2 separate regions of the Homo sapiens genome follow, and region 2 is linked to region 1. The links are chromatin loops, found by intact Hi-C in ENCODE. Cell type or tissue: ascending aorta. All regions are shown on one strand. Links, peaks and the distances in the headings refer to the core of each region. The heading gives the core; the rest is flanking DNA.

Region 1 (10,400 bases), core at 1,416-9,415:
CAGGTACTGACCACAGTGCCAAACAGTTTTTCAACCCTTGCCCCCCTTTCTCCCTTCCCCCTCTAGCAGTCCTCAGTGTCTATTGTTGCCATTTTTATGTCCAGGAGTACCCAATGTTTAGCTCCCATGTTAAGTGAAAAGAATTCAGCAATTGTTCATCTCAGAATGGATCCTATGGAAATACCTGCAAAAAATGTGCAATTCTACACAAATAGTGTGAAGCACTGTTTGCAGCAGTGAAAAATCAGCAACAAACCAAATCTGTAGGGAAATGATGTATCCCTCTAGTGGTATACACTGCAGCTGTTAAAATGAAATAGATCTACATATACTTCCATGATAAAAATGTGCAAGGCGTATGAATAAGTGGAAAAAGAAAATTGCAGGGCAACATGAGCTCAATTTTGTAAAAAATAATAATAATTATTATGTTTGTGTATAGAAAAAACCTGGGAATGTATATTTATTCCAAATTATCTACCACAGGGTGACATGAGGGGGCATTCACTTTCTACTCTATGTAGTACCTTAAACATTTAAATATTATAAATGAACATGCATTCCTTTGGTAACTAAAAAACAAAAAAATTATATAATTAAATCTAAATTATTAACAGAAATAAAGTAAAATATGGGATAAAGCGTGACTTTGTTAAAGTCTTAAACTATCCTTTTTGATGATTCTAGTCCCCAAGGTCCTTTGACTTTTAGCCAGAGAATTGGCCACGCCCTACAATTCTGTTAGCTCACTTGATAGGTCTGAGTGATGATAGGAGAATACCTAGAATGACTTTTTTTTTCTTTTTTCAAAATGAACAAAAGCCTAATGTACAACCTGGCTGTGAAATATGTATTGCCCCTTGGTTAAAGAAGTGACCTCCAATGGGCAATAATTCCTCTAGATTGAACATTTTGTTACAATTGTCCACAGAAACTTAAAGAGGTTATTTCCTTGATCTGCAGGGCATTCATTTTCTACTATAAGCATCCCATAGTGTAATGTATATACCCTACATATAGAAGATAAATAGCATTTCTCTATTGCTTTTCCCCTGAACTTCTTGATACAAGTGGTGGAAATGATTTGATCTGAATCACTTTTGAGCCTCAGCATTCAAGCGTTCCTAGCTGTTCTTCTCTCTCATTTCCACCACTGTTGCATATTCTTTCTTTAAATAAAAAAAAAAAAAAGTCACCCCCACTCATTTAAAATTGAAAAAATAAAAATAAAAATAAAAATATTTCCCATTTACTAAATGGATGAAATGGACAAAATCCAGTGTTGGTGTACTTTTGGGGGTGCAGATTAGTATGATTCTTCTAGGAAATAGTTTGTCAACATGTATCAGAATGGAAAATGTAAATCCTTTTGACTCAGCCATCTTACCCAAGAGTGAAAAGATGTATGCTTCATTAAAAAACCAGAAACAACCAGTACTGTCATTAGCAGGATAGGTTAAAAACCGTGGCATATTCAGACAATAAAACATTAGTTTTCAGATATAGGTGGGTAGAATAGTGTCCCCCCAACATTCATATTTACCTGAAACCTCAGAATGTGATCCTCTTTGGAAATAGGATATTTTCTGATGTAATTAAGGATCTCAAGATGAAATCATCCTGGGTTTAGGGTGGGCTGTAAATCCAACGACTGGTGTCCTTATTAAAAACAAAGGAGAGGACACAGAGAAACACACAGACACACACAGGGAAGAAGCCCATGTGGATGGAGGCAGAGATTGGAGAGATGCAGCCACAAGCCAAGAAACACTGAGGATGGTCAATATCACAGGAAGCCAGGAGAGTGGAATGGAACAGGTTTTCCTTCAAGGCCTCCAGAAGAACCAACCCATCAAAACCTTGATTTCAGATTTTTGGCCTCCTGGTTGTGAGAGAATAAACTTCTGGTTGTTCTAAGACACTCTGTTTGTGATAGTTTGTTACGACGGCCCTAGGAAACTAATACAGACACAATGTCTGGGATTTGTTTAAAAATGATCCAGTGATGAGGTGAGGAGTGAAAGAGAGATACAGATGAAACAAAATTAGATAATAGATCCATGGGGGGATTATATAATATTTTGAATGTTTTTGTATGTTTGAAATTTTCCATAATGAAAAGTTAAAAAGAAATACTATGTAAATTAAAATTCACTGGCATAGAAAGATATCTATGAATGTATTGTTCACTTGAATAAAATAAGTCACTAAGTTTGTTGGTATCTTATGATTTATCCTGAAGAGAGATTTCTGGAAGATGCGTATCACAATGTTATGCCTCCTCATTTCTGAGTGGTGTGATTTGAGTTGATTTCTTCTTCCTATTATTTGTTTGTATTGTTGGAATTGTTTACAACATGAATCATTTGTATTTTAAAAGATTAACCTAGTTTCAATAATAATAATATCCTGGCCGGGCTCAGTGGCTAATGCCTGTAATCCCAGCACTTTGGGAGGCCGAGGCAGGCAGATCACAAGGTCAGGAGATCGAGACCATCCTGGCTAACATGGTGAGACCCCGTCTCTACTAAAAAATACAAAAAATTAGCCGGGCATGGTAGCGGGCACCTGTAGTCCCAGCTACTTCGGAGGCTGAGGCAGGAGAATGGCGTGAACCCAGGAGGTGGAGTTTGCAGTAAGCCAAGATCACGCCACTGCACTCCAGCCTGGGCAACAGAGTGAGACTCCGTCTCAAAATAATAATAATAATATCCGTTCGAATTACACTATAACAAGAAATTCCTTCTGTACCTTCCCTATGCCTATGATAAGTCTGATATTTCTATTCCCATTTTAATGAAGATAGGAGCTCAAGGAAATAACCTCCCTAACATCAGTAAGGATTTTGGATCAGGATTCCAAATTAAGTCCAGGTTTTGCCAAAATGGAAGGTGATGTCATTGTCTGTTGTTACATTGGACATTTCCTTTTCACTCTCAACAGAAGACTTTAAGAAGTTTGATCCCCACTCAGACATCACCAGATACTGACCTGATAGTAGGACATTTGCCCAGCCTCTGGCCGTAAGAGATATCCTAAAGCCAGTGTTGTCTCCTTGTGAATAAAGAGGGTCATCCTTTACAACAGTGACATTCAAGTAGTGCTAGAGGAAAGAATGAGATTCAGGGATTCTCATCCTTTCAATCTCCCTCCACTCCAACCAGCCAGGCTGATGAAATGCAAGGAAAACATTCAAAGAGGGTTAAAATTCTAATGGGTAAAAGAAGTAACTCTATCAAGGAGAGTAAATACGTGACATATTTTCTCCCCACTCCCAGGTCTGTGACAGCCACCACTAACTGACTGCCATTCTTTCAAACTAAAGGTTGGATGACAATCCAATAGAGATCTGCTCCCAATAGTGTTGGTACACAAGGTGCAACCCATTTGCCATCCCTAGATCCTATTCCGAATCAAATTCTGATCAAAGGTCAAACAACCAGTTTCTTAGCAAAATAGCAAAGCAGAAGTGAGTGGCATCTTGGAAAAAGAGTACTGATGTCACTGCCAGTTTGGGATTAAAAAAAAAAAAAACACTCAGTATAGTCATTCATTTCACTGAGCATTTACTAAGAACCTACTGTGTGTCCGCTGGCTCACATCTGTAATCCCAGCACTTTGGGAGGCTGAGGCAGGTGGATCACGAGGTCAAGAGATCGAGACCACCCTGGCCAACATAGTGAAACCCCATCTCTACTGAAAATACAAAAAATTAGCTGGGTGTGGTGGCACGCGCCTGTAGTCCCAGCTACTTGGAAGGCTGAGGCAGGAGAATCACTTGAACCTGGGAGGTGGAGGTTGCAGTGGGCCAAGATCATGCCACGGCACTCCAGCCTGGCGACAGAGTGAGAATCCATCTAAAAAAAAAAAAAATTAAAAAAAAAAAGAACCTACTGTGTATCAGCTCTAGTGATGTAAAGAAAACTAAAACACAGTCTCTGCCCCTGAGAAGTTTAGAAGAAAAAGCAAATTGCTCTGGAAATTAGGAAGATAGACTTCAGAAAGACTATAAAACAAGATGCACAAGATTCTGCTTTGTGTGGGGGCTCCCTGTCCTTGACTAGAGCTACCAGTCTGAAGGTAGACTCGGAGTTTAGACTTTTCCAAAGCTACGATCCATGGACTGCTCCAGGCAAATGTACAGGCTTTATTCTTTGCTTTAACCAGAAACCCACAAGAAGTGCAAGAAATCCAAAGGTGCTGATTATCCGTGGATTATAGGAACAATCGCTACTGTCATTTGTTGAGCAAGTGTCAGGCACGTTTCATTTATAATCTCTAATCCTCACAACAACTCTGCAAGGTAGGTTTGTAATCCTCATTTTATTCATGAGGAAAATAAAGTTCCAAGAGGTGAATAACATGACCAGGAAATAGCCTTTAAAAGAGATTTAAACTTAGGTCTCTTTGAGTTTATGTGCTTTTCTACTTAGCTTTCCCACTTAGATACTACACGACTTCTGAAAAGGGAAAAAATATGTGTATTAGTGTGAACAGGCACACTAACATATGTATACGACATACACATGGGCATGTATCCAGAAAAGGCCAAAAACCATACAGTTACTGAGGAGGACAACTTTCTACAACTTACCAGAACCAAACAGTAATGGATGCCATTAACACACTGATACAGACATATAAATTGAAGAAAGTGGCTTCTGATTATAGGAAATGCTCTCCAAAGCATTTGATTTATAGACTCAAATCAGGAAATAATTTCTCACTGCATACCTTCTTTAGTGTTTACATAGCAACTAAGAACCTAATCCTACTTTTTGAAACTGCCAGACTCTAAGAAAAGAGAACAAGCAGCACATGAAATCATTTCAACAGAATAGCAGCAGTAACGTTGCCACCCTTGGTCTTGGTTGTGCCACTCCTTTCTTCTAAGTTACCAAGGGGCCAAGGGACAGAAAGGAAACAAAGATAACAGAACCAGCATATTTTGGAGAAAGGTGAGATGAGGGGCAAAAGGCTCAGTTCATCTGTCCAAAGATCTCTAACAGAAAAAAAAAAAAAAATTTCAGGAAACAAGACCAATCTAAGGTGCTGCAAAATGAAAAAAAAATCTTCACATCAAATAAGAGCTTTCTTCCTAGAATAAATAAATCCCTCAGATTAGGTAAACACCCAAAATTAAAACACACGATTATTGTATTTCTTTTGTATTGCCAACATGTTCCCGTGCTCCAGTCGAAGCAAAAGATTAAACATCCTTATATTTTTGTTGTGATTTTACTGCCAAATGCAAATATCTGACTGTAAGTAAGTCATTACTCTCCTGCTGTTGTGGTCTGATTAATTCTCACAATATTAGCCAGCAATTCATTTTATCCCTTGGCATCACAAGTCCAGTTGAAGGAGATAAGTAGCTGATAAAAGATCTCTGAGAACAGTTATAAATGATTCACTTTAAAAGAATAATAAAGCAGCCGCTGGATAAGTGCGGCTGAGTAAACCTTCCATACATTGCACAAAACTAATTTAGTTTAAAAAACTTCGGCAAATTATAGTCAATAATCTTCACTGTCACCCCGCTGCTCACAAAACTTTTGAGAAGAAACTTAATGCTGAAATGTAAATATTTAATTAGATTTTAATGGTGAGGTTTATTTTTCCTAAATCTGGTCATCTGTCTCAATTACATTCCCCATTTTTTACAGTTAACCAGGAATTGTCATTCCCATGGGCTTTAGGCATGTTTTCTTTTTTCTAATTCCTACTTAGCATTTGCTTTCTTCACAATGTAGTTCTTGCGGGAAAGGGCTTGGTTTGTTCTGTTTCGGAAAAAAAAAAAAAAAAAAGCAACATTTGGGGAAAAAAAAATACATGTTCTGAGCAATGCTTTTAAAGCTAATTGTCCTTCTGTCCTAATAATAAAGAATCTTCAGCAGCTAAACAATTAATTGTCTTTTTTCTACCTCACTGAACAGGGTAATTAATATGCGTTTGTATTTATGTAACGCCTAAGTAAAGCAGTTCTCTATGTACTTGGAGATTCTAAAGGTATATTTCTTTCCAATGTATTCTGTAGTTTTAATTTTGCACGAATTTGCAGAAATCAGTGAAACGTAACTTGTTTATGTCCCTTCCTCCAAAGCCAATATTAAAATCTGTCTTTCCTTCTGTTAAGCATAAAACTCTTCTGAACTGTTATGGGGGAGATAACGAAACTGTTTTCCTTAGCCTCTGTTCTTTGTTCCAATCATCAAGCTACATATCCCGCTTCAGACCCACCCTTCTGTGCTGGGCTTTGTGATGGGGCAGGAATTCTGAGAACCACCTTGCCAGCTGCTTTGTTAGACTCAGCCAACAGGGGGCACTAAGGGAAGCCGGAGGGTGGAAGGGACTTGCCTGTCCTGTCGGCGTCATGTTGCTATGGGCATCACCCCAGCAGCGTTTCTTCACCCTGGCAGCAGCAACTTGCTCCTGTAGCAGGATTTGATTCCAGTTTGTAGTTTTTCCTGCAATTACAAAACAGCCTCGACTCACGCTCTCGTAGACACCAGCACCAGCAAGGAGTGCATCTTCCCCAGAGTTCTGGGTTCCAGCCCCAGGGGGCCTTTCCTCCAAGCTCCTAGGTTTGACGATTTCAACCTCCTCGCAGACATTTGTTCCCCCAACCCAATGCCTTGTCACTGCTTCCCGAAGCTGCCACATCTGTGATTATCTTAATGTTCACTTTTTGCATTTTCAGTTCATTAACACCTTTAGTGCAATTTTTAATATTCAATTTAGTAAAATGAATCGGTGTGGTTTTGGTCTCCTGGTCTGATCTTGACTGCTACACCCTTGCTTACTTTTAAAGCAGGTGCACCTGAGTTGGAATTCCAGCACTGCCACTTACTAGCTGTGTGATCTTGGCCAATTACTTACAATTTCTGAGCTTTGGTTTTTTTCTTATGCAAAATGGGTATAATATCCTAGAGCTGTTATGCTTAACGAGATGACCTATGTCAAGTGGCTTAAAGACAGTAAGGCCAAAAAATGTTGGTTCCTTTCCTCTTCACCTTCTGTATGTTCAAGTTCTCCTGTTTACAGCAAGTAAGAGTCATGCTCTTTTCTTACCAAAAATAAACGTGTGCTTCCTCCTTCATTACAATACATACTGTATTGTGCCCATTGTATCTCTGCAGTCTCATTCCAGTTAGCTCCTCCATGGTGCCTTAATTCCAGGTGTGATCATCACAATAACTCCTTCAAGCCTGTCAATACATTTTTATGTTAATCATATTCTTTTCCATTGCTTTCTGGCAGCCCAGCTTCTAATTATTTTGCCAATGCTCATGACATTTTTATCTAAAACATTTCTGCATTTCATATTCTCTTCCCATATGGTTTCTGGAACTGTCATTCCCCCCCACCCCCATCTCATTTACCACACACCTTTACTCACCTTTACTCCTCACTCCCCACTTACATTCTCTTACTTTCTGGAAATTTCACATATTGGTATATTAATTCCACATCAGGTCACACATGTCTTTTAGAAACATCAAATTCCCGTCTGCCCATTCACTTTTCCTTTGTGAAGCTTTTAGGGTACGGTTCATAATAGGCCATTGGCAAATATCTGCTGAATAAAAAATTAAGGAAATCTCCATTTATTCCAATCATCAATCTTTTTTGTTCCACCTATTTCAAATTCTTTGGCTTTTACCTTTTGAAAGCTGCTATTTCCTCACTCTGAGCAAGGAAGAATAAACTTGGGTCATATTCCCCTTTCTGTTCTACTCTTTCCATTAATAGTATAATACAAAAACAAATCTTCAAAGACACAAAGAGATATAAGATATTCAAAGATATAAGGCAGTGTCCTCATGTCTAACCCTCTTTTACTCAAAAAGCACTCTACTTTCAATTTTTCTTGTATGTTCCATTGTTTGATAAGACACTTAGGCACAGTATCCACATGGACAAGTCATATTTAGTTATTGGTATTCAGTTATAGTTTTTGTAGCTGTATGCATGTGTGTGTATATATATAAATTAAATATTTGGTGAGTTGGTCTCATTTTCTCAAAAATCAATTTGTTTATATCTACCTTATTGCCACAAAGGTGGTGAGGCAGACAGTCACTGTTAAAAATGGACACTGTTTCCATATGATTATTTTTTTTTTTTTGCTCAGTGTGATTGATCTCCTTTTTTGTGGCTAGGTTATGCCAAACTTAAAGTTTCACAGTTTACTACTTCTATATTAATATTCCTGCTAAAAATAGTCTAGCATCTCTGGTTTCTAGCATTTCACTCTCATTCCCTCTTTTCAAACAAAATGGCATGTTCACATATTGGATTCGTCATTTGTTTTTTTCCACAGAACTCTATTTTTAAACCGCCAGCAAGGAATTCCCCAGAGCTTTGATGAATCAGGTGTTGATTTAATTGTTGCAAGACATGAACCAGACAATTAAAACCATCTGAGTAATAGCCCTCCTTCACAACCATTTTACAGAGAAGGAAACCAAGGCCCAGAGACCTGATGCCAGCTGGCCAAATGACCAAGTGGGAACGGCAGAACTGGGAAGATGTTTCCATCCCCTGAATTTCAAGCCAATGTTTTTTCTCTTTGTTTTTATCTTGTTACCTCTTTGGAAACCCCTAAGCCTTAAGCCTTCTTTCAAATATTGAATGTCTGAAGGGAACTATTTCATTATTTCTAACCTCTTTTCATTCTGCTTTCATGCATAATTTTTCTCTTTTTCTTTCCACCTCACATTGTATAAATAAAAATGTTGATATACCCATGACTCTTTCTCAGCACCACACTGCCCCAACACTGCTACTATGCACAACCTTCTTAATTAAGAGGAAATTCAAGTAAAATAAGAAAATTAAGAAGCTAAAAACATTTGCAAGCATAGAACTTCAAGTTTCAAGATGATGGACTGAACATATAGCATACTCCCTCTCCCTTTACAAATCAAAAGATTAAATGTTTTTTAAATAAACATAATATGCATGTATACGATGCTTGGAAACAAGAAAGGTCACTTCCAATAACCACAAAAATGTAGGAAATTTCTGAAATACATAAAGCTTCTGAGAAGCAACAGAGAAATTCTGCATACCCTTTACAATAGTTCATTAATTACTCCATGACTAAACCACAGCATATTCCTTTATATTATTTTGATAATATCATATATAATTATGTGATATAGTTTAGGAGCTAAGAAGAATGAGAAAAGGAGTAATATTTATATATTATTTTATTTAGTCCTAAAAGTAACCTTATAGATTTAGTGTTATTATCCCCACCTTGCAGATGAAGAAGTCGAGTTCCAGGGAAGTAACCTAAGACCTCCTTGCTAGTAAGTGACAGAATGAGGATGGGAACATGGGTATTTCTGGCTTTAAAGCCTGGGCAATTTCCACTACACCAAGATGTCTCCTCACACAGTGGAAGGGCAAACACTTATTGGACACTGCCATATGACAGGCATGGGACCAGATACAACATTATTAATGACAGTGAATGGTACAGGTAGTTTGGTTTGCCTGAGGATTTTCAAGGAAGAATGTTAGTAAGGCAAAGATGGCTAATCCCATTTACAGGAAGAAACCCAAGGAATGCAGAGGACAAATCAGTTGATTAGAGTAACGGAAATCACCAGCTCCATTCAAGAAGAGATAGTCATTCATCACCAGTTAATGGTCACCAGCCACAGTCTCACTCCTAGTCCCAACTTGGAGCTAGAGTAAACCTTTGTGTGATGTCCAGTCAGAGATTAGGATGGCAGTGCTGTGGGTCTGGAATTGATCAAGATCAAATCCATGATCTTGTTCTCATTAGTGCATGCCCTAATACTCTTGAGTGGTCTCATACATAAGCCCCATTTCATTTTCTTGAACATATAAAATCATCACTGAGGGAATTATGACAACTCCCAGAAAAAAAAAGAAGACAGACACAAATGCCAGTGAGTCTTCCATCCTCTTGGAAATCTTAGCAACCTCCACAAAGTCTGGCGGTATGTGGTATCAGTAACTGGCTTGGAGCTCAGAAATCTCACAGATATGTCTTCAAGAGCTCCTGGGAGATTTTAATCAGGAGTTTTTGATTCCCACTGTGACTCATCCTGTGAGCTTGGTTTTATGCAGTAGTATCAGAATCTCATTTTAGGTACTCTCCTCAGGAAGAGAGCTCAACAACATGGAAAAAAGAAGGAAGAAAGGAACTAACATTTATGACGTGTCTACAATGTGCTCGACTCAGTGTTCAGTGTTCTAACTACGTTATCTCATTTAATCTGCACAAAAGTTTGATGAGCTAAGGCAGAGTACCTCATTTTGACAGGTGGTGAAACTGAAAATGTGTGAGGTTGAGAAACTTGCTCAAGTTCACACAGTTAGTAGGGTCATGAAGGTTGGTAAGCTTCAACAATGAGTCTATT
Region 2 (10,400 bases), core at 700-8,699, 58 kb before region 1:
CATCCCCCTGCTTAAAGCTCCCTACAGGCTGCTTCTCATCACACATGGAGTGAAATCCAAACTCCTTCCTACGACCTACAAGGTCTTACCACATGTTACCTTGGACTCCTCTCTAGACTTCCTTCTCACCTTCCCCTCTCACTTGACTTCCAACCACGTGAGCCTTATTCCTCAAGCAGGTCAAGCTGTTTCTCTCCCCGGGGTTTTATACCTGTTGTTCTCTTTATCTGTACACTTTTCTCCACATACAATTCCTACACCTCATCAAGAACACTACTTAAATGCCACCTCCTTAGAAAGGCCTCTAGAATCATTGTTTTTAAAATGGTTCTTTCTCCCCACCTCAACATCACTGCACCCCCTTATCTGACTTTACTTTTATAGCACCAATCAACAACTCAATTAATTTGTTTGTCTTCTTTAATATTGCCCCCACAACACTGTAAATCGCCAGGACTCAGAAAAATATCTGGCACACAGAAGAAAATAAAGAAATCTTTATTGAATGAAGGGAAAAAGGGAGGAATGATGATGAATTCACCTTCTCCCAAGACAATTTATTCATTCCATCTCTTAACTGAAAACAGCCTACCTAATTTATCATGCATTGTTCCTATTGCTATCTTCTGGAACAAAATACAAGATATCTATCTTCATTTGACATGATAAATATTTATTGAATAAATGGACAGATGGGTGGGTGGGTGGGTGATGGATGGATGGGTGGTGAGAGGGAGAGAGAGTGGGAGGGAGAGAGGGAGGGATGAAGGGATGGAGGAAAGGAGGGAGGGAGGGATAAACTTTGGTCTCAACCTGTGATAGATCAGAATCCCTATAAATTGTTCAGTTATTTTTAAGTAAATAAGTACTCAAACACTATAATTCTTTTCATTATTTTGCTCCTCATCTTTCATCTCTTTATGTCATTTATTCATTAAAAGACCTAGATTTCAGGTGGTCATTAAATTTCTTTTGGCTAGAGAGCTCCCGTGAATGTTAGACCTTGTGAAAACCCCTAAATACCTTTTATTATACAAAACTGTTACCATGATGCCCTCCCCTTCAAGTCTATAATATATTTTACTTATATCAAGCTAGCTTTCTAATTTCATCTCCCAAGCAGTAAAATTTCCAACAATCTAGTCACTGTCCCTGGCAGCTCCAGGAAAGTCCTTACACCAACCCCTTTTTCTTGTCAGATATGATGCTTGACACGCCCCCTAATTGCCAGCGTCCCACTCCTTATGCATAGCCCCCGTGCTCTGGTCCACCCAACTGTCATTTTTCTTCCAGGTAACATCATAAGTGCCAAGTCCCCATCTCCTCTCAAAAGTTCCATCCCATTCAGAGGTTGCATCAGCAACGTCGCAAGTGATCCAAGCTCCACAGCTCAACTCCATCCATCAAAAGCCTATCCACACACCCCAGCTCTGCACAATGACTTGCAGTCATTTCGGTTTTACAGAAAAACTAACCCTTTAGGATATTTGAAGGTGAGGTGGAAGAAGAAAGAAAAAATGGTTACAGACCTGGTCCTGAAGTCTAATCAAGAATGGTAAAAAATCTCCTCCCAGAAAGGATTTCACATTATCCAGTGACTTTCTAGATGGAGTAAACCACTCAAGGTTAACACTTATTACCCTAGAGATAGTCAACAGTGGCTCAGAACCCAGAGCTGTACTTGCACCAAGGCTCCTGCACTATTCTCCCAGTGCATCTCAATCTCCCCCTGTTATACACACACCCACATACACATCTTGCTGAGTTTCAAGCACCTCTAGCACTTAGCATAATATCTGACCCATCATAATAATAGCCAACACTTATCATCCACCATACCCTCTGCTCAGCATTTTACAAAAGCCTTCCAACCACACTAGAATTAGAACTATTATTATCCTCATTTTATAGATAAGGAAACTTTCACATGTTTATCTCTCTTATTTATCTCTTTTATTTAACCAGAATCTATAAAGAAGCTGTTCCTGTCCACATTTTTTAGACAAGGAAATTGAATACTAAAGAAATTAAATAACTTGAATAATCAAAGCCAGCCATCTGTTCCACGTGGCAGGACAGATTCAAAACCAGGACTCTAACTCTACAATCTATGTCTTTTTCATCCTGCAGGAGGAAGGACATCAAAGCAGGGTGTCTTTTTCATCCTGCCTCTCAAGAGTAGTCTGCCATGAGAAATACAAAACCATGCAATTTAATAATCAAAAATACATTTTAAAGAAAAGAGAAGTAGATGTACTAGATAGCTGGGATGTCTTGGTTGCTACAGTTGAATATTAACTTAACTGTAAGCTTCTGCCTGCCAGCTAGGGCAAAAATTCTAGGTACTGGACTGGTCCTATGAGTGAGTCAGCATACAACAGCTACGTTGGAGGGTTAACTTTCTCCAGATTCCATTTTTAGGTATGTAATAATAAATGTGCAATGTCCTGTCCTGATATATTAGAAAGGATGTATTTACTTTAAGCACATGTATCCACATAGAGTTCATAGAACTAATACACACATAGAATATAGGGATGATTTGCAAGAACTCCCCCTTATCACAGGATGCATTCCTCCTGCAGAGCATGCAAAGTGTAGAGCAGTGGAGAGAGAAGGGGTTCACCAAGGAAGGCACTAAAGGAAAAGAATGATCATTTGTTAAAGTATTATGCCATCTCATCCTATCTTCTCAACAGCTAAGTAAAATAAGCATTAATAGTCACGATTTTATACTTGATAATGGCAAAGGCTAAGTAATAACTAGAATATTATTTACCTAAAAAATAACTAGAGGAATATAATTTGAGCCTAGATCTATCACCTCCATTTCTTATAAATGGAAGATGGGCATCTGGTCCCCATTCCGTCTCTTGCTAGTTGTGTGACTGACCTGAGGCAAGTCACAAAAAAACTCCCTTGATACCTGAGTCATCAGCTGATAAAAGGGATCACTGGGTTGGTGGAAAAGTAAAAATGAAATAATAGGTAAAACTGGCTGGGCACAGTGGCTCATGCCTGTAATCCCAGCACTTTGGGAGGCCAAGGCAGGCAGATGGCTTGAGCCCAGGAGTTCGAGACCAATCTGGCCCACATCTTAAAACCTCATCTCTAATAAAAATACAAAAATTAGCTGGGCATGGTGGCACGTGCCTGTAATCCCAGTTACTCAGGAGGCTGAAGTGGGAGAATCACTTGAACCCAGGAGGCAGAGGTTGCAGTGAGGCAAGATCGCACCACTGTACTCTAGCCTGGGCAACAGAGCAAGACTCCATCTCAAAAAAAAAAGAAAAAGCTCCCTCTCCCTCTCCCGTCTCCCATCTCCCGTCTCCCGTCTCCCGCTTTCCACGGTCTCCCCCTCTCCCTCGTCTCCGTCTCCCGCTTTCCACGGTCTCCCTCTGTTGCCGAGGCTGGACTGTACTGCTGCGATCTCGGCTCACTGCAACCTCTCTGCCTGATTCTCCTGCCTCAGCCTGCCGAGTGCCTGGGATTGCAGGCGCGCCGCAACGCCTGACTGCTTTTTGTATTTTTTGGTGGAGACGGGGTTTCGCCGTGTTGGCCGGGCTGGTCTCCAGCTCCTGACCTCGAGTGATCTGCCCGCCTCGGCCTCCCTAGGTGCCAGGATTGCAGATGGAGTCTCGCTCACTCAGTGCTCAATGTTGCCCAGGCTGGAATGCAGTGGCGTGATCTCGGCTCGCTACAACCTCCACCTCCCAGCCGCCTGCCTTGGCCTCCCAAAGTGCTGAGATTGCAGCCTCTGCCCGGCCGCCACCCTATCTAGGAAGTGAGGAGCGTCTCTGCCTGGCTGCCCATCGTCTGGGATGTGAGGAGCCCCTCTGCCCGGCCGCCAAGTCTGGGAAGTGAGGAGCGTCTCTGCCTGGCCACCCATCCTCTGGGATGTGGGGAGCGCCTCTGCCCGGCCACCCCGTCTGGGAGGTGAGGAGCGCCTCTGCCCGGCCGCCACCCCGTCTGGGAACTGAGGAGCGTCTCTACCCAGACGCCACCCCGTCTGGGAGGTGAGGAGCGTCTCTGCCCCGCCGCCTCGTCTGGGATGTGAGGAGCGCCTCTGCCCGGCCGCGACCCCGTCTGGGAACCGAGGAGCGTCTCTGCCCGGCCGCCCCGTCTGAGAAGTGAGGAGCCCCTCCGCCCGGCAGCAGCCCCATCTGGGAAGTGAGGAGCGTCTCCACCCAGCCGCCCCATCTGGGAGGTGGGCAGCGCCCCCGCCCGGCAGCCGCCCCATCTGAGAGGTGGGGGGGCGCCCCCGCCAGGCAGCCGCCCCCTCTGGGAGGTGGGGGGCGCCTCTGCCCGGCCGCCCCGTCTGGGGGGTGGGAGGCCCCTCTGCTTGGCCGCCACATCTGGGAAGTGAGAAGCCCCTCTGCCCGGCAGCCACCCCATCTGGGAGGTCTACCCAACAGCTCATTGAGAACGGGCCATGATGACTATGGCGGTTTTGTCGAATAGAAAAGGGGGAAATGTGGGGAAAAGAAAGAGAGATCAGATTGTTACTGTGTCTGTGTAGAAAGTAGACATAGGAGATTCTATTTTGTTCTGTACTAAGAAAAATTCTTCTGCCTTGGGATGCTGTTAATCTACAACTTTACCCCCAACCCCATGCTCTCTGAAACATGTGCTGTGTCAACTCAGGGTTAAATGGATTAAGGGCAGTGCAAGATGTGCTTTGTTAAACAGATGCTTGAAGGCAGCATGCTCCTTAAGAGTCATCACCACTGGCTAATCTCAAGTACCCAGGAACACAAACACTGCGGAAGGTCGCAGGGTCCTCTGCCTAGGAAAACCAGAGACCTTTGTCCACATGGTTATCTGCTGACCTTCTCTCCACTATTGTCCTATGACCCTGCCAAATACCCCTCTCCGAGAAACACCCAAGAATGATCAATAAATACTAAAAAAATTTAAAAAAAAAGAAAAAAGAAAAAATACACACACAAGAAAAAACTGAAAAAGAATAGAGTATTTCATAAATTGTAGCCTCCTTACTTCTTATTCATCTTTTACAGCTTAGCTCAAAGTTATTTTCTCAGAGAAGCCTTCCCCAAGCTTCTTGATAAGATTCAATCCCTATAGTATACCTTTTTCTTTGTTCACCTTATTAGAGTCACAGTTTTCATTGATGCACTTACTGAATTGTCTGCCTCTCCAGTCTACAGCTCCATGAAGGCAGAAACCCACCTGGTTTGGCTCAGCATTATTATAACTCCAGTGCTTAGCACAGTGCCTGGCATTTAGTAGGCACACAATAAATTTTTGTGGGTTAAATGCATCAATATGTTTGTGTTAATGTTAAATTATACATTTTATATCATAAAATATACAATTACAATGTATAAAACTTGTAATTATAAAAAGAAAAATTAAAACCCAATTTATTACCTAGGAGCCACACTTTCTAGTCATCTTAACCATCTGGAACTTAAAAGTAAAAAGAAAAAAATCTATGGGGAAAATGACTGTCATAAAGCCCACACACTTGACTCTTTAGGAGACGTGGATCCACCCTCAAGCCATGATTCAGACAATCGGGCATAAAATAATGCAGGGAATGACAGCAGCTAGGACACCCGACAGCTATCAAGTGACAGCCAACAGCAGCAGAAGGAGCCAGAGTGTAGAAATGCAGCCTGGCTCTGCAGTACAGCAGTCTAAAGGCATTTCACTTGGGGGCCACTGTCCCAAGCACCTAGCATCCCCAGGAGACACTCTCTCATCACTTAGTGCAATGGCTGATGTTCCAGGGAGTCTTCAGGAGAATAAATATAATGTCTAAGACACTCGGTGTATAAGCAAAAAGACACAGTCAAAGATCCCAGAAATGTGTGCCTGCCAGAGTGAAAAATTAAAACTGTTTCAGCAGTACATAAACTTCCCTAAAACGGAAAAGATGTGTCACCCCATGACTGCTTTGCATAACTAAGGTGTCAGTGATACATGCTTTCATCAGGTACAGGTTAGAACCAATTATTTGTGTTTAAACTTCTCCTCTCAAGAAGTCTTCACACCTCCTACCAAGGTCTTATAAGTGAATCCCAAAACAAACTTCAGAGCACCACTATAAATTCTTATACAAATGACCTAAGTAAGAAATTATTTAGTCCCGATCTCTCCTTACCAAGCTGGAGAAACATGCAACCTAAAGCCAATTTACAATGCAGGACGGCAGGGGCACAGCCAGCCAGGTGCACACAGAGGATACAGCAAGGTGATAAAGACGAAACTATGATCATTTGCAGATTCAAATAAAGGGAATTTCCAAGAGCAGAAAAAATTCTAACCCATTGCTAGGTTCACAGCTAAGACCTCCATATGACAGATAAGCATACAGATTTATTTACTATAAGTTTTACATGACAGAGAGCCTTCAGACATGAACACCCAGAGAAACAGAGAAATCTATGTATTTTCATACTAAGTTTGATGAAGAAGTAGATAGTTGTGGAGAACTATAACTGGAGGACAAAAGGGCATGATCTAATGGTAATAAACTGGGAAAATTTTAGCAAGGTCTGTTTCGTTCAAATCCTTCTTAGTGTGTCTGTGTCTTCCAGGATAAAGATATTCCCTTCCTCAGGGTACAGGGAGGGTACCTCTTATGAACTACTTTACAGGAAGGTCAGAGAATTCATTTACGGCCTGCTTTAGGAGAGAAAGGCAAGAGGAAGGTCAGAGAGACTTTCCTACTACTGCTGTTTTCTCCAATACTAAAGTACCATATTTTGGGATCCCATGTCCTGAATTCCATCAACTAATTGGTACAAGAACGAGGAAGCCTCCGTGAAAGCCAAGCTAGAAAAGAGGTTTGTTCTCATGGTTAGAGTTCACACATATATTAGCTAATACGCAATATATAATAGTGTGTAATATTACACAACTCTTTGACTACGCTATGTCTCCATTTTTTTGTTTGTTTGTTTGTTTTCTAGATGGGGTCTCTGGGTCTGTTACCTTGACTGGAGTACAGTGGTGCAATCTCAGCTCACTGCAACCTCTCTCCCTCCTGGGCTCACGTGATCCTCCCACTTCAGCCTCCCTAGTAGCTGAGACTACAGTTGTGCACCATCATGCCTGGCTAATACTTGTAATTTTTGTAGAGACAGGGTTTCGTCATGTTGCCCAGGCTGGTCTCCAACTCCTGGGGTCAAGCGATCGGCCTACCTCAGCCTCCCAAAATACTAGGATTACAGCATGAGTCGCTGGGCCCGGCCTCATATCTCATTTTCTATATTTGTAATATGGGAATAGGGTTTTGAGGAGAATTAAACAGCTGATATAAGTAAAGAACAGCAGCTGGCACATAGAAGGCACTTTTCAAGTGTTAGTTATTATTATTGTTAATATAATTATTATTATTCAGCAACTAACCCGTTGTTGTGTACTGAGCTAGGCTATTAGCCAGAGCAAGAAAGAAGACAGACATGCAAAGACAGATGATTAAACAAACAAAAACAGTAACTAGTTTTACGTAAGGGGAAAGGGGAAATTAAAAGGTTGCTACGGCACAAAAAATGGTGGTGAGGGAGCTACCTTGCTTAGAATGAGCAAGGAAAGCCTCTCTGAGGAGTTAGTATTTAAGATGAGAGGAAGTCAATTGTGCTAATACCAGAAGGAAATTTGTTCCAGGCATAAGAAAGAGTAAGTGCAAAGACCTTGGAGCAGAAAGAAGCATGGCAAGTTCTACAAACTGTTAGGAGTCCTGATGTGGCTGAGCTGAGTAAGCCAAAGGGAGAGTTTTGAGTCCAAGGAGAATGGAAAAGTGAGCCAAGGAGAACGGAAGGACAATCTGAGGCTAAAGAGTTCATCCCAGTGTCAATGCACTCCAGTTAGGTCACATGCCCTTTGGAATATAACAGAATTTCTCTTTCTGTCTCTCACTCTCTGACTCCACTTTCCATTTCTATGAACTGTGACAGCAATGCCCATAATACAGGATCATACTCAGGAGTAATTCTCATACTATTAACCTTCTCTCTTGAGTTTCTTAAATAAACATACTCTCAAAGGTAAACACATGAAATAGATACTGGTAACCATTTTGTGAATATCATACTGAATCCTAATAAGAAGAGGTTAGGAAAAAGAACTAACATTTATCCATCCCCTTCTATGCACCAAGCACTGCTCTAGACACTTAACAGATATGTTAAATCACTTAATTCTCACAGCAACTTTCTGAGGGACCTATCAGTATCTTCATCTTACAGAAAAGATATTAAGCTTAACATCAGAGATGTTAAGTAACTTGCCCAAGGTGACCCAGCTAATAAGGCAGAACTTGGATTTGAACATAGAACTCTCTGGCTCCACCATTCATTCCAGCAAGAGCAATTTATTCCATATTAAGCACTTCTCATGAGTTAGACTTTATTTAGTTAGCTCATGCCCATTTCTCTTTGACATTTGGCATTTTACCTTTTTTGTGACCCGGAGCATAACGGCTAAGAGCCAAGACCTTGGCAGACCCAGCTGAGAAAGGCATTTATCTGTTGGAAATAACAGAAGACACCACAAAGAAGATCTGTAGGAGCTACTTCACTAGGGATTTAAGAGTAAATGTTTTACTAAGAAAAGAGAAGTTTAGAGCTTGTGAGCATCTTGCAAATAGGAAGCTAATTTGCTTTATCAATTTTTGTCTGCTGTGCTTGATCCTTGGGATAATTTGTGAGCCACTGTATCAGCCTCACTTACATTGTAGTCTTTTATCATATGAAAGCAAGATATATTTCTTGCTGTCAAAACTAATCAAAGCATCTAAAGAAACCAAAGCAACCTTATTTACTTCCTCAGAGATCACAGCAAATGTCCTCCTGGTATTTTTTTTATATACGTTGTTTTTTTTGGTTTTTTTGTCCACACATCAGGTCACTTAAATTAAGGACAATATATCTTCATTTCAAATGCTGGTTGATATCCCTTAAATGTTTGCTCTTTAAAAAAATTTAATTCAAGTCTAAAACTGGCAATAATGGACACTGTATTATTAACGATTTAAATCAAAGTTTAATGCTTTTGACATCACAAAGACACAGATCCCACATTATAATAACCTTTGCCAAATGAATAGTAAACTAAATACAGGCTTCTGAGACAGCTAATCCTAAAAGGTGTGATACAGATGAGAGTAGTTAAATATAGCAATTATTGATATATGCTCTCATTCCAATATAGGGGAGGGATAGAGGTTGTTTAATTTTAATATCCCCAGAGGTTGACTTTGCTCGTAACATTTATAAAATATTGAAAGACAAGAAATGGTACAGATGTGAATTCCGCAGTTGGTTTTTTCAGTTGCCCTTGAAAGCAGCTGCCATAAATCTTGGATGAAGCCAATAAGGCTGATGATTTTGATCTTCAATTCATTCTTTTCTATCCTTCAAAAGGTAAATGATCCTGATGGAATTAGAGCTAAGCAGAATGGCTTTCTTCTGTGATCTGCATAGCAAATGATGCGCGCTGCCATCATTAGCAAAGTGGAGCCAGTTCCCTTGTGTGGCTGTGCATGTGCACTCAGGCTTGAACAGCGTTTTGAGTGAGAAAGACTCTTAAACACTGAGCTCAGAAACCTTCCATTTCCCTTCCCTTCCCCCCTTGATTTTACTTCTCCCTTCTGTGTCAGCTCAGCAGAATGCCAAACTGTGAACTGAATGTATGAGAATCAAGTACAAAGCTCTCCCAATTCCTGCTTTGGCATTTGAAAAAGTCTCAGCAAAAGATTTTTTTTCAGGCTGACTCTGAAAAGAGTACTACAAAAAGTTGTAGAAAAGTTATATTTAAGGCAGTTCAAGGCTTCCCTTACAGAAAACACTGGGGCCTTTCCTACTGAAACAGCTAAGTCAGATGAATCCTTTTCTATCCCTGTGGTGAAACATAATGTGGCTTTCTTAGGTCCCACTCAGTCATATGATACAATAAGACATTGTATCCTGTCATTAGGGATGGCGATAAATGTATTTGTGTGGGTTTGCAACTCTGCATCAGACCGCAAGGCAAACCCAGTTAAAACAACCACAGAGAGAATCATCTATCTTCATAAATTCAGTTGCAAAGAGAAATTCATCATGTTTACTGTCTTTAAGAAAGGAGTGAGTCTTGTAATAAAATGTTCTCTGGTCCAGATTCTTTGTATTTATGGGGTCCTTTTCTTTCTGCCTTTCACACAGAGCATGGTATATTCTAAAGCAGTGCTGTACCTTCATTAGCATAACATAATAAATAAGTTATGTGCCTTGGAATGAAGAATGTGCTTGGAGAGGGTGAGAAAGGAATATCCCTTCCATGGTAAGTGACATTCTTTAAAAGCTGTAGGTATAAGAAACTGCAGGGCTGAGCATTCTGAACCAAAAAAAAAGCAAAAGATACAAAGGACCTTTGAAGATATACCCCATCCT

The links. A loop is a pair of places that touch in the nucleus more often than their neighbours do. Peaks named below come from ENCODE experiments on the same cell type or tissue, not always from the same donor. Only the 100,000 strongest peaks of a DNase experiment are listed, where the experiment ranks them.
Region 2: it touches region 1 in a loop (5-fold over the local background); 4 of 110 quality-filtered maps call a loop at or near these places.

The regions. Positions count from the first base shown.
Region 1 is chr9:26,717,365-26,727,764 of GRCh38, forward strand. LOC105376000 (a long non-coding RNA gene) reads right to left here and starts at 7,579. Exons shown (of 4, transcript XR_001746638.2): 1 at 7,400-7,579; 2 at 7,072-7,208; 3 at 1,544-6,467. In ascending aorta, for the core only: no CTCF peak of the experiment used is centred there; a DNase peak (open chromatin) is centred at 6,377.
Region 2 is chr9:26,660,305-26,670,704 of GRCh38, forward strand. No RefSeq gene overlaps it. Among named protein-coding and RNA genes, the nearest start is that of CAAP1, 230 kb to the right of the region's middle. RefSeq lists a silencer at 9,463-9,542. In ascending aorta, for the core only: no CTCF peak of the experiment used is centred there; no DNase peak of the experiment used is centred there.